Regions from separate parts of the Homo sapiens genome. Here region 1 is linked to region 2. A link is a contact called in ENCODE Hi-C or POLR2A ChIA-PET data. All regions are on one chromosome and are shown on one strand. Each heading gives the region's core, a stretch centred on a gene start or an enhancer-like site at or near the end of the contact. The rest is flanking DNA. Distances are from core to core; before and after follow the strand shown.

Region 1 (5,273 bases), core at 2,025-4,524, 900 kb before region 2:
ACAAGAAAAAAGAAATTTGATTTATTGGGTGTGAGGTGGAGGATGGGAGAGTGAGTAGGGTAGGCCAATTGCTTTATTATTTTGTTCACAAACAGTGATTATGAAAATAAGGGCAAAATTGTAAAGAACTGTTGGGGGCTGTAGGATGATGAGCATAGGGTTAGGTGAGCTGCTGAATTGGAAGATAGAGGAGATCCCTTTACTGAGAGCCCATTCTCAACACTGGCTTGAAGACACTTAGGTGAGTTTCAGTCAGATTAAGCCCAGTCATTTGTTAATAAATTAAAATACCAACATTACAAAGAATATGTATTGGATATTTGTGAGTACACACAAATACAACCAATATTAACAAGTTGAATACAACCTTATATTTATTTCCAGGATCTGTGTCTAATTTTCAGTATTAATATATTACTAAAAGAATATTTTAATAGACAGATCTATTTTGTTCTCTACAATTCTTATCCAAAACTTTCTGCTTGGGGAACTACCTAATTTCCTTTTATTCTAATAAGTAGATGAATGAGACTTCACTTAACTATAATTTCCCTCTATTAGCTGTTCATGACACGTTGCTTGGTAATATTTCCAAAAGTCATGCTTACACAATGTTGAGTACCAACTTTAGAAATTATTAATTTAACAAATCCAAATAAATAAACTTCCAGTCAAGAAGAACTGAAGTGATTTCATAATATGCCTAAATATTGACCATTGTTCTTCAACTTTGAGGTGTTTTAATAGCAAAATAAGGAAATACCAGCCAGGGATGAAAATCCCAGCATTCTGGCCATCACATGTTGTGACTTGTGTAACAGCACAGATGGACATGAAGATGGTGAGCCTTGTAAGGCCCCTCCTCTCCCTCACATCTTAGCTGCAGGAATTTTAGTTTCATTATCCAGCACCAATGAGTATCCTTTCCCTCTTCGTATGCTAAGAACATTTATTCCATGATTGTCTGTTTCCACTCTAATTTGTATTCTGTCTACACAAAAAATTTGATGTTACAATGCTTAGCGACATACCACATAACTCAGAGTGAATTCTTTCACACAGTCCCAGAGAGAGAGGGTCGGCCAGATGCCAAAACATTGCTAGTGTGGTGGCTTTCCTTCCGACTGGAGGAGATGTTTAAATGGTGTTGTATCATTTCTTGAACTACATTTTTGCCTCTGTGCCTCCTGGGTATGAGAGGATTTATAGACCAACGTTTTTCCATGTTTTCTTCACATGGATTACTTTTTTTTTTTTTTTCTGTAGGACTCTCCAGCTCCTTAAATAGGCTGCTGTTCTTTTGATTCACTACTTGGAGTTAGAGGTTATAGCATTTCCCAAACCTGTTTTACTTGCTTTAACCCAGGATTTCCTGTGAGCAGTACCTATTTTTTTTCTGTAATACCTGACATATCTAGTGAAGCACACTTTTGCCAACATGAAATGAATAGCCATGTCTTTAATAAGCATGGCTAACTCAAAGAGAAGATCATAGTTTTTACACATTTTGCCTTCTAAAATGTAAGACTGATTCACTAATCAATTGATTCGTCAATAGAGAAACAGAAACAATCTCTTACAAAGTTATCACTGCAAGTTCGCTGATGCTCATGATTGAATCTATCTCCAGAAACAAAGGGAGAATAGAAAGCAGAATCATTTTCCAAATGGAGGAAATAGGTGAACAGAGCCCTCCAATATAGTCAAACTCACCTTCTTGTCACAATAATGAAGGCTGTGTTAGAAAAGGCAAGTTAATAAGAACACATATTAAAAAGAAATTATCCAGAATAACGCACTTTTGGAACAATCTCATCTAACTCCAACTTCAAAGAGGAGGGAACTGGAGATAAAAGCAAACAAAACTAGCAGATGGCACTCCTGTGACTAGCAACAAAGCACCTTAATTTCGAACTCAATGTTCTTCCAAGGAGAAAAATACAAAGATTATCCTCCTTGGTAGTTTAAGTAAAGCTGACATTGGTTTAAAAAACAAAAAAAGGCTTTGGTTTCAAGATAAAGCAGTGAATCTGGCTTTAAAGGCAGCCTAAAGGGTAAAGGAGGGGAATGAATGACTGTAAGGCCCATAAGATCCGGTCAGCAGTAAATGAAAGGGAGGGTGAGGCTACTTTAGTGGAAGCAAGAAGACTTAGGGGGATTGAATTGCACACAAGGCGGTGAATATCCCGAATGATGGCTAAGTCTTCATGATGCCACCAGACTTACAGATCATCCAGTAAGTCATTTTACTAACAACAATTTTGTAACTACTAAACTATTTAACCATGTGCCCTGTTTCTCATTTCTTCTCCAGTGTGTGAGTGAGTATATACTTAGTTTGGCAAAAGATTTATTTCCCAGCTGGAAGTAAATCAGGTCCATATTACACTCCAAAACCCAGTGTCATGTTGATTGTTTATGCCAATTTTGATCCAGGTGTTTCTCACTTGTTGATGTGGAGACAGTGGGAAAGTGCATGCTCCTTGTCACCATACAGAGCTGTAGTTGTAATTTTAGGGCTGCTTGCAATACTAGTGGTGAAAGTCAATAATTTTTGGATAAATATGATGACTGAGTCCAAGAAAGCTTAACTATGTATGATGGGAGATATGGTAAGATGTTTACACCTCCCAGACCATGTGTGTGAACCACCATAAATAGTAAAAGGAGAAGTCACAAAGAAATAAGGATTTGATTTAACTGTGGTGGATGTTTGCTTTGTTTTGAGTCAGAGTCACTGTTGCTCTGAGATCTGTAACAGTTCAGTGAGTGTCCCTCTCTTCCAACCTGCATCCCTTTACTTGAGTACTTTGTCTGGTGCTGACATCTGTTCTGTCCACAGGTGCTACAGGCTGAATGTCCTGAGGAATTAATGCTTCTGGGAGCAGCCTTTGACCAGTCCCTGAGAGAATTAGCAGATAGGCACATGAGCTCGTTCGCCCCTTGGTTGAGATAAATCTGAGGCACATGCTTGATGCTGGCTCCTAGAGGTCCCCAGCAGGTTTAAGCTCTGCATGCCCATGGTGGAAACTGGCCTCATGGCATAACCTTCCCAGACTGCCTTCCTCTCTCACTTCCCCAACCCCTGACTGCTGTTTCCTGGAATCACTCCCAAAATAAACAGCTTGTGCTTGAATCTTCGATTTGGGTCTGCTTTTAGGGAACCCACACAAGACAATATGACTTGACTCACATTTCTCTCCAGCTTGGCCCTGAGTAGGATTAGTAACGACAGGCAGGGATACATCATGGACACCAGGCCATTGTCCAGTGCTTGCTCTCTATGAGTCTTTCGAGTTCCAGTTGGGTGAGCGTGACCCACTTCTGCAGCCCTTCCAACTCAGCACACACGCTGCCAGGAGCAGAGAGCATCGGGGTAAACACGACATTTTCCTCATGCTCAGCAAGACAGGAAGTTTATTAAATCTGGTATAAATCTTTGTCTTTAAAGTGCCAGTTGGTGATTTATTTTCTCCTTCTGTTTAGATTTTTTAGAGCGTAGGTGCCAACCTCTGGAATCCAATCCAAAACCCCAAGCGAAGTCCTGTTGATAAATCAACAAAAGCCCTGTTTGCACAACGCAAGCCAAATGCAAATCCCTCATCCTTGAGAGTGAGTCTAATGATCATTTTTCAGTGTTATAAAAGGTGCCATATCAATGCATCTTACTAATTCTCACCTTGGCTTCTAAGAAACCTCCTCTGGCTGCCTTCCTTCAAAGAAAATCCACAGATAAATAAAACCTCTCAAGGAACACCATAGGTGGTAAACACATCTGAGGGGAAAGAAAATTGCTTCAGGATGCAGTTAGCGGGCATATTCCCCACTATCTCTCCCTTGTATTTGGGCAGCCAGTTCAACCGTGTGTGCTTCTTCATCTGCAAAAGGGTTTTAACATGGATCTGATGCAGGCTCTGAGAGCAATTTAAATAGCGTGGCTAAGACCTTGTTAACCTCTCCTTGTTATGAGCTGGGACTCAGGCATGTGGCCGAATCCATATAACCCTCTATTTCCTTACCCTAGGATGGTTGAAAGGATTAAATGCATTCACTTATTTGTTCCTTCACCCAAGAAATATATATTTGGCACCTACTCTGTGCCAGAAACAGACTGGGCTTGGGATACCCAGGTGAACCAAACAGTTGTGGCCAAAGGAAAGAAGGTTAGTGGCAGTGAGGCAGTGAAAACAAAGAGACGAAGACAAAAAACTGAGGCTGACAACGTCGGCATGAGCCAAACCATACCAGGCCTCAAAGGAGCTTGGTGTTTGTGCTAAGAACTATTGGAAACCACTAAAGGGCATGAAGCAAGAGAATGAGTGGCATGAGAAGAAATTAGGAGGCAAGTGGAGAATGGATGAGCTAAGTGCCAATAACAAGGTCACCAGACCAGTGTCTGGCACAGCACAAATGTTCAACAAATAGAAGTTCTTGCCGCTCCCCTTGCACCCATCCCCTCAGAAGCCAGAGTTATTATCCTGTCCTTAACCACCTCCTCTAAGGTAATATTACCTAGTAACTGTTAAGCTATTACCTGCCTCCATGATCCAATTATCCACTTGGGGGCAAAGATCATTTCTTCTTTGGGAGGAGGAAATTGGAAATTAAGTTTTATGATCTAAGGTAGAAAAGGCTTCTGTTTGACAAGAATCATTGTAAAATTATTGCACATTTCATATCAACGTGTGTAGCTAACTACTATACAAAAGAGGTTATGGGATTCTAGAAATGATATTTATGATCAAAGGCAGCTCAAATGGTTGGGCAAACGTGAAAGAGATATACACAGATATAATATAATCATGTGCCCTTAAAAACAAGTTGGCAGGTTGGCTCAGTCGATTTTTGGTAAATAGAGTAAGTATTTAAAATAACAAGGGCAGCTAATTAGGTATATATCCTATTCATGAAAATTTGCTATTATGTAAGACCTATGAGTTGTTGATCATAAGACTTTATTTTGAAAAACGTTGGAATATATATGTTTATAAAGATAAATGCATCTAAACAATTGTGTCTGGACAATGAGATTTCTTTTGTGCTGTTTAAAATACACAAAAGATGGACAGAGACAGACACAGAACTATGTCGCCATCAAAGAGTTTCAAAGAAACCAATGACTAGGTGTTAGTTAGATGCTTTCAAAAAACTAAAATCTAAGAACCACCAGATGGGTTTATTTTGCTACATTTAGATAAAGACAAACAAAGAAGTGACAAACCCATTACTGGATATAGATTTAATAATCTATCAAGAAGAGTGATTTTTAAATT
Region 2 (5,433 bases), core at 1,515-4,014:
CCCTATTCTACAGAGGAGGCAGCTGAGCCTCAAAGAGGCTAACTCACTTGCCACAGCCACCCTGCTAATGCTTAAGCCACACTAGTCAGGTTGCAAATAACTTTATGCTTATGCCCAATTTTAAATAGTACAAAAGATAAAAGGATTTCCTGGCTCTTGAAACTGAAAAGTCCAAACTTGAGGGATGATTTGACTCCCAACATAGTCATCAAGAGCCTGATTTCTTCCCAGCTTTCCTGTCTGCCTCATCAAGGGTCTACCACTCAGGGCAGCAAGATGGCTGCAACAGTGCTATCCACACACTGTGAGTCCAGAAGGGAAGGGAGAAAAATCTCCTTCCCCAGAATCCTTCAGCAAACACCTCCAGGCTCAGTGGCCCTAATTGGGCCTCCGACCACCCTCAGCTGTGCTCAACGCATACAGTGCCAGTCGTGTGTCCTTTGGAACCAGGGATGTCTCTGACCTCCCCAAACTCCAGGATCATAGTAAGGGAGGAGACCACCCCTCATATTGTCTTATGCCCAATTTCTGCCTCCAAAGAAAAAAGTAGTAAAAACTAAAAGGCAGAAATGAAATCCACAAGCAGACAGCCCAGCGCCACACCCTGGGCCTGGTAAAGATTGACTCCTGACCTAATTGGTTGTTTGCATAAAAAAGGCACTGTGAAGATCCCTGTCCTGTCCTGTTCCGTTCTAATTACCTGTGCATGCAGCCCCAGTCACATACCCACTGCTTGCTCAATTGATCATGACCCTCTCACGTGGACCCCCTTAGAGTTGTGAGCCCTTAAAAGGGACAGGAATTGCTCACTTGGGGAGTTCGGTTGTTGGAGACGTGAGTCTTGCTGAAGTTCCCTGGCCGAATAAAGCCCTTCCTTCTTTAACTTGGTTTCTGAGGGGTTTTGTCTGCGGCTTGTCCTGCTACAAATAGGGGGAATAAAAGCCAGGGTTGCTTCCAAAGAGAGCAGGGAGTGAGTGTTGAGGACAGATCATCACAACTGTGCAGTTGAGGAGCATGATTTGAACCCAGGTTTGTCTGTTCATTCAAACAGTATTTATTGAGCCCTTGCTTTGGGTCAGGCACAATTTTATATGCTGGAGACACAAACCTAAAAGGACCCTAACCTAAAAGGCAGACCCCACAAACCTAAAAGGCAGAACAGCTGCCTTTCAAAGCTAAAGTCTCGCATTTTTAAAAGGCCTTGGAGCTGCATTAATGTTCTTCTAATTTTTCTAGGTATGAATCTTCATACTTTTCTAGGTATGAATCGACCCTGTGACACCAGGATGGTTCTTTGTCAGCCTCCTTGTCTATAAAATCAGAAATAATGGTACCTCCCCCAATAAGTTATGTGAAACAAATTAAAGGGGCTTATTATACAGGAAACAAAAGCAGCACAGCATCCAAACTACTGAGCGTGCAGTAAATCAACGCATTCCCACTTCCATTCCATCCACGCTGATTTAGATCAATCCAAGTATCACTGCCTTGGGGTTCAAAAGGCCATGTTAGTTCACAAAGCCCCGAAAATGCTCTTTCACACTCTCTGCTCAGCCTCCAACGTGTCTTTTTAATAATCCAAACTTTCCACCTACTTAACTGAAGTGTGTGGGGGGAGAGGGTGCGGGGGGGAAGGGGTGGCCTATACTAAATAGCCCAACTGTTTTCCACTTGTCCTGAAATCTGAGACCAAGATTCTCTTAGGAATGCAAGCAAAGGGAGCCGACGGGACGCCAAGAAAGCACAGGTTAAACTACCTCACTTCATCTAGCCCCATTTCTCTCCTGGCTTTTCAATTAATTATTCAGCCTCAGACCAGCAGATGGAGCTGAAAATGTTGTCTAAAGAAATGAGGTTTTTCTTTTAATTTACAAGCTATAGTTTCTCATGCCTCCACACTGAATGGTTACATCCTGTTGAGCCTGTTCGTAAAGTTCAGTAAAAATCCAGTTCTCATTCCAGAACAGCTGAATCGTAGCTATGAACGCGGAAGAACAGAGTCCCAACCCCAGCCGGGCCCGGGTTTCCCGGGGCCCCTCAAGCCTCAGGGCAGTGGAGAGCCGCCGTCACGCCCCCGCCTCCCCCACGTCCCACCCTCGCCCCAGTCTCCTCCCACTTTTAGCTACTTTTCCCATCTGACTAAAACTGGCTTCCTCCGTGTCCACCAAGATGTCGCCTCTAAGTGGCCTAACTCCTAAAGAGCGCGATCGGCTCAAGCACTCCGCCACGCGGTTTCCACGGGGCGCGGCCGGCGTTGCCCTCGCCGTGGCCTCAAGCATTGCGGCGCCCCACATGTTGCCAGACGGAAGGCCTCGGCGGGGTCAGGCAGCTGCTGCTGGCCGTGACTACATCACTGGTGACGTTTCACGAGACTTTTAACTGAAATCACTCCAATACAGGCGCATGCGGGACGAGGGGAAAGCATCTCACCCGACCCCACACACCTTCCCCTCCCTCTCCAGCCTAGCGGCCTCCGCTCAGCGGAAAAAAAAGCAGACGCTACTCCCCGCTCTAGGTGCGGGACCTAAGAGGTTTGGCCCAATCAGGCATCCCACCTAACCAGACGGGCCGGAGTCTGTGGCCCGGTTGGACCAACGAAAACTCTAGGGCGGATTTGCCGGGATTTCTGGGAAAGTGACACTCCCGGAAGCTACCGCCTCTTATAAGCCACACATGGGCGGAGTTAGCCTTCCGGCCCGCAGTCCCACTGGCTGACTTCGCTGCCCGTCACGGGAATGCGGGAGAGGGCGGCGCCGGGGCGCTCGCGTCTGCGTGGAGACCGGCTGGCCGCGCGCGGGAAGCCGCGGAACTGCGCCGGAAAGTCCCCCGGCTCTGGGGCCCCGGTGACCCAGAGTAAGCCTCCAAGAAGGAGGAGGAGGAGAGAAAGGCGGCTCTTCCCGTGCCCCTACCAGAGGCTTCGGTGGGCCCACCTTGTGACCTCCGCGGCCGGCCCCTCAGTGGAACTGCGTCCCACGCGGGGGGCGTCCCGACCGTGGGGGCCGCGGCCCGCGCTGACCCTGGACGTCGCCGCGCAGGTACGTTGCCGTCCCCCGGCGGTCTGACCCCCGAGACAGCCCCTAGTGCATACCCCACGCCCTCCTCCATTGTCGAGAATGAGACACGGCTGTGCCTTTGTCCACGTGGTAGAGTTGCCGCCGCGGTGAGGCTCTCGCCTGTGCAAAAAGCGTGGCAGCGAATTCTCATCAACGAGGGGAGGCGCGTCCCCTCACAGCGCAGCTCTCGGGTCTGAGGAGGGCCGGGCAGGGCGTGCGTCTGTCTAGGTTTGAATTAAAGGCGACTCACAGGAAATAAGGCCATGCCACTGTGGTAGCTTTTCCCGTCCATCTCCGGACACTCGACGGTGTGGGTCGTGCGAGGAGGCGGCAGTCTTCACAGCCTCTTACTCTAGTCCTCACGGTCAGGTTCTTTTTCTGATTTGACACAGACAGCGGGACTGACGACCTCATAGGTAGCTGAAAACCGTAAGTGGAGATGGTCCTTCTATGGTGTGTGGGGGCGTGGCCAGTTGTTAGATTGTGTTTGGAAAGACAGCCAGGGGCGGAGAAGAGGGGCATTTCTGAGATGATGGGGGGACTGGTGCCATGGAGGGAGGAGGAGTGAGGTGGAGATCGGGAATTCCAGCCAAAGAGAAATGGGGTCCCTGGGAGAAAATTCCCACTCTAGCAGTCCTGGAGTTGTGCTCATGGAGACTTGCTTACGCGAGTACAAGGACAGCGTTGTATTGACAAAATTTCAGCCCTCAGTCTAGTCTTGTAAACGATAGATCAGGAGTGTACTTAACCGTCGTTACTTTGATCCAGCCCTAGGTTTCCCTTTTCTCATTTGTAAAATTGTTATAGTAATACCTTTTTCATCCATTTGTGGTAACATTTAAATGAGGTAATTTGTGTGAAGCCCTTAGCAAACACAGCGCTTCTTAGTCGTGGGTTCCGCGTGGGGTGGATTCAACCAACCTCAAATCAAAAATATTCTTCAGAAAAAGAAAAATGCGTTTGTACTGAACATGTAGAGGCTTTTTTTTTCTTGTCATTATTTCCTAAACTATACAGTATAACAACTATTTACATCCCATCTACATTGTATTAGGTATTATAAGTTACCTACAGATGATGAAGGTATATAGGAGGATGCTGCGCATAGGTTATATCAAACAGTACACCATTTTATCAGGGACTTGAGCATCTGCAGGTGTTGGTATCCTCGGGGGTCCTGAATCCAGTTCCTCACAGATACCGAGGGACCACTGTACTCAGTCCAGAGTACAGTTGAGGCTTAACTATGAGGTCTGTGGAGGGCGTGGAAAGACCCACGTCTGAAATTGGCTCTTAACTGCTCATTTTTAGGACAGCTTCCCTCCCAGCCAGCCCTTTACCAGAGGCAATGCACCATCTTTGCAGCCGTTATAAGTACCTGGCTCTTTCCAGCCCTATGTGGAATGTTTTATTTATTTCATAAGCTAATCATTATAAAAAAAAAAGTCTTTTTTTTGAAATGAAAAAAAACTGTTCACTAAGTTTGTAAGTATAAACTATTTTAGTAATGTCCTCTATTTTAGTAATGTCCTCTTTTTTTTAAGTGAAATATTTTAATTATGGAGAAAAGAACATAACAGTTGTACCTGTACCCTGAAAAAAGTAAATGTCAATTTTTTAAATGCTTTTGGACTTTTTTATTTGGGGGACAATGTGACATTTCAGCTATAGTTCATATTCTGTGTCCACACACCCAAGAGCTTTGAAATCTAACATGCCTTTCTGTGGAGGCACTGTGACTCCACAGGACTTATCTGGTGGATGTTAGTACCTGTGTAAGCTGGGTGTCCTCCCTTCTAATCCCCACTCACCCAAGAGGTTTGCTGCTTCTAGCTTATCATGGGGATTATGGCTGCCATTTTGATTCTGTCCTCATGTCATTTGTGTTTCTACCCTCTTAAGAAACCTGCCTTCTCTGCCTTCCCAGTTCCTCCTGAGTGAGCTCATGATAGACTTTCCTAGACTCAGCAGCTGACGAGCATTTCATTGGTTTGGTTGGCCTTTATTGGGCCAGTGACCACTCTTCCCTTCAACATGGTCCACTGTCTTTACCAAGGGGCTGTCATGTCTGTTGCAAGCATTCAGGAAAGAGTGGCCTTCCATACTCAAATGTACTCTATTTTATAAAATGTGATTTTAAAAATTCGTGGTCCAATCAGGCCTCCTTATCCTCTGGGAATTGATTCCAGCAGCCCCCCTAGCCCCACAACAGACCAAATCTGCTGATGCTCCAAGTCCTTGATATAAAATGGCGTTAAGGCCGGGCATGGTGGCTCATGCCTGTAATCCCAGCACTTTGGGGGGCCGAGGCAGGCAGATCACCTGAGGTCAGGAGTTTGAGACCAGACTGGCCAACATGGCGAAACCCTGTCTCTATTAA

The links. A loop is a pair of places that touch in the nucleus more often than their neighbours do. ChIA-PET counts read pairs that join two places held with the same protein, here RNA polymerase II (POLR2A). Pooled maps may share reads with other maps.
Region 1: a loop to region 2 is called in a map of heart left ventricle, with 3 times the contacts of the local background. The contact joins the enhancer-like site here to the promoter of NXT1 in region 2. A Hi-C loop is called at or near these places in 4 of 168 maps with a recorded cell type or tissue (chondrocyte, heart left ventricle and heart right ventricle) and 6 of 50 pooled maps. POLR2A ChIA-PET finds 5 or more read pairs at or near these places in 1 of 52 experiments (HCT116).

Annotation. Positions count from the first base shown.
Region 1 is chr20:22,446,242-22,451,514 of GRCh38, forward strand. LOC105372562 (a long non-coding RNA gene) reads right to left here. Exons shown (of 4, transcript XR_937337.3): 4 at 3,401-3,544. Among named protein-coding and RNA genes, the nearest start is that of LINC00261, 130 kb to the right of the region's middle. Within about 2 kb of position 3,275, at least 4 of the 41 ENCODE cell types and tissues checked have a DNase peak (open chromatin) inside an H3K27ac peak, as active enhancers do.
Region 2 is chr20:23,348,027-23,353,459 of GRCh38, forward strand. NXT1 (nuclear transport factor 2 like export factor 1) reads left to right here and starts at 2,765. Exons shown (of 2, transcript NM_013248.3): 1 at 2,765-3,035. It overlaps NXT1-AS1 (NXT1 antisense RNA 1), which reads right to left and starts at 3,441. Exons shown (of 3, transcript XR_937384.2): 1 at 3,304-3,441. RefSeq lists enhancers at 1,766-2,638, 2,347-2,486, 2,406-2,700, 2,639-3,510, 3,567-3,616 and silencers at 2,057-2,186, 2,807-3,076.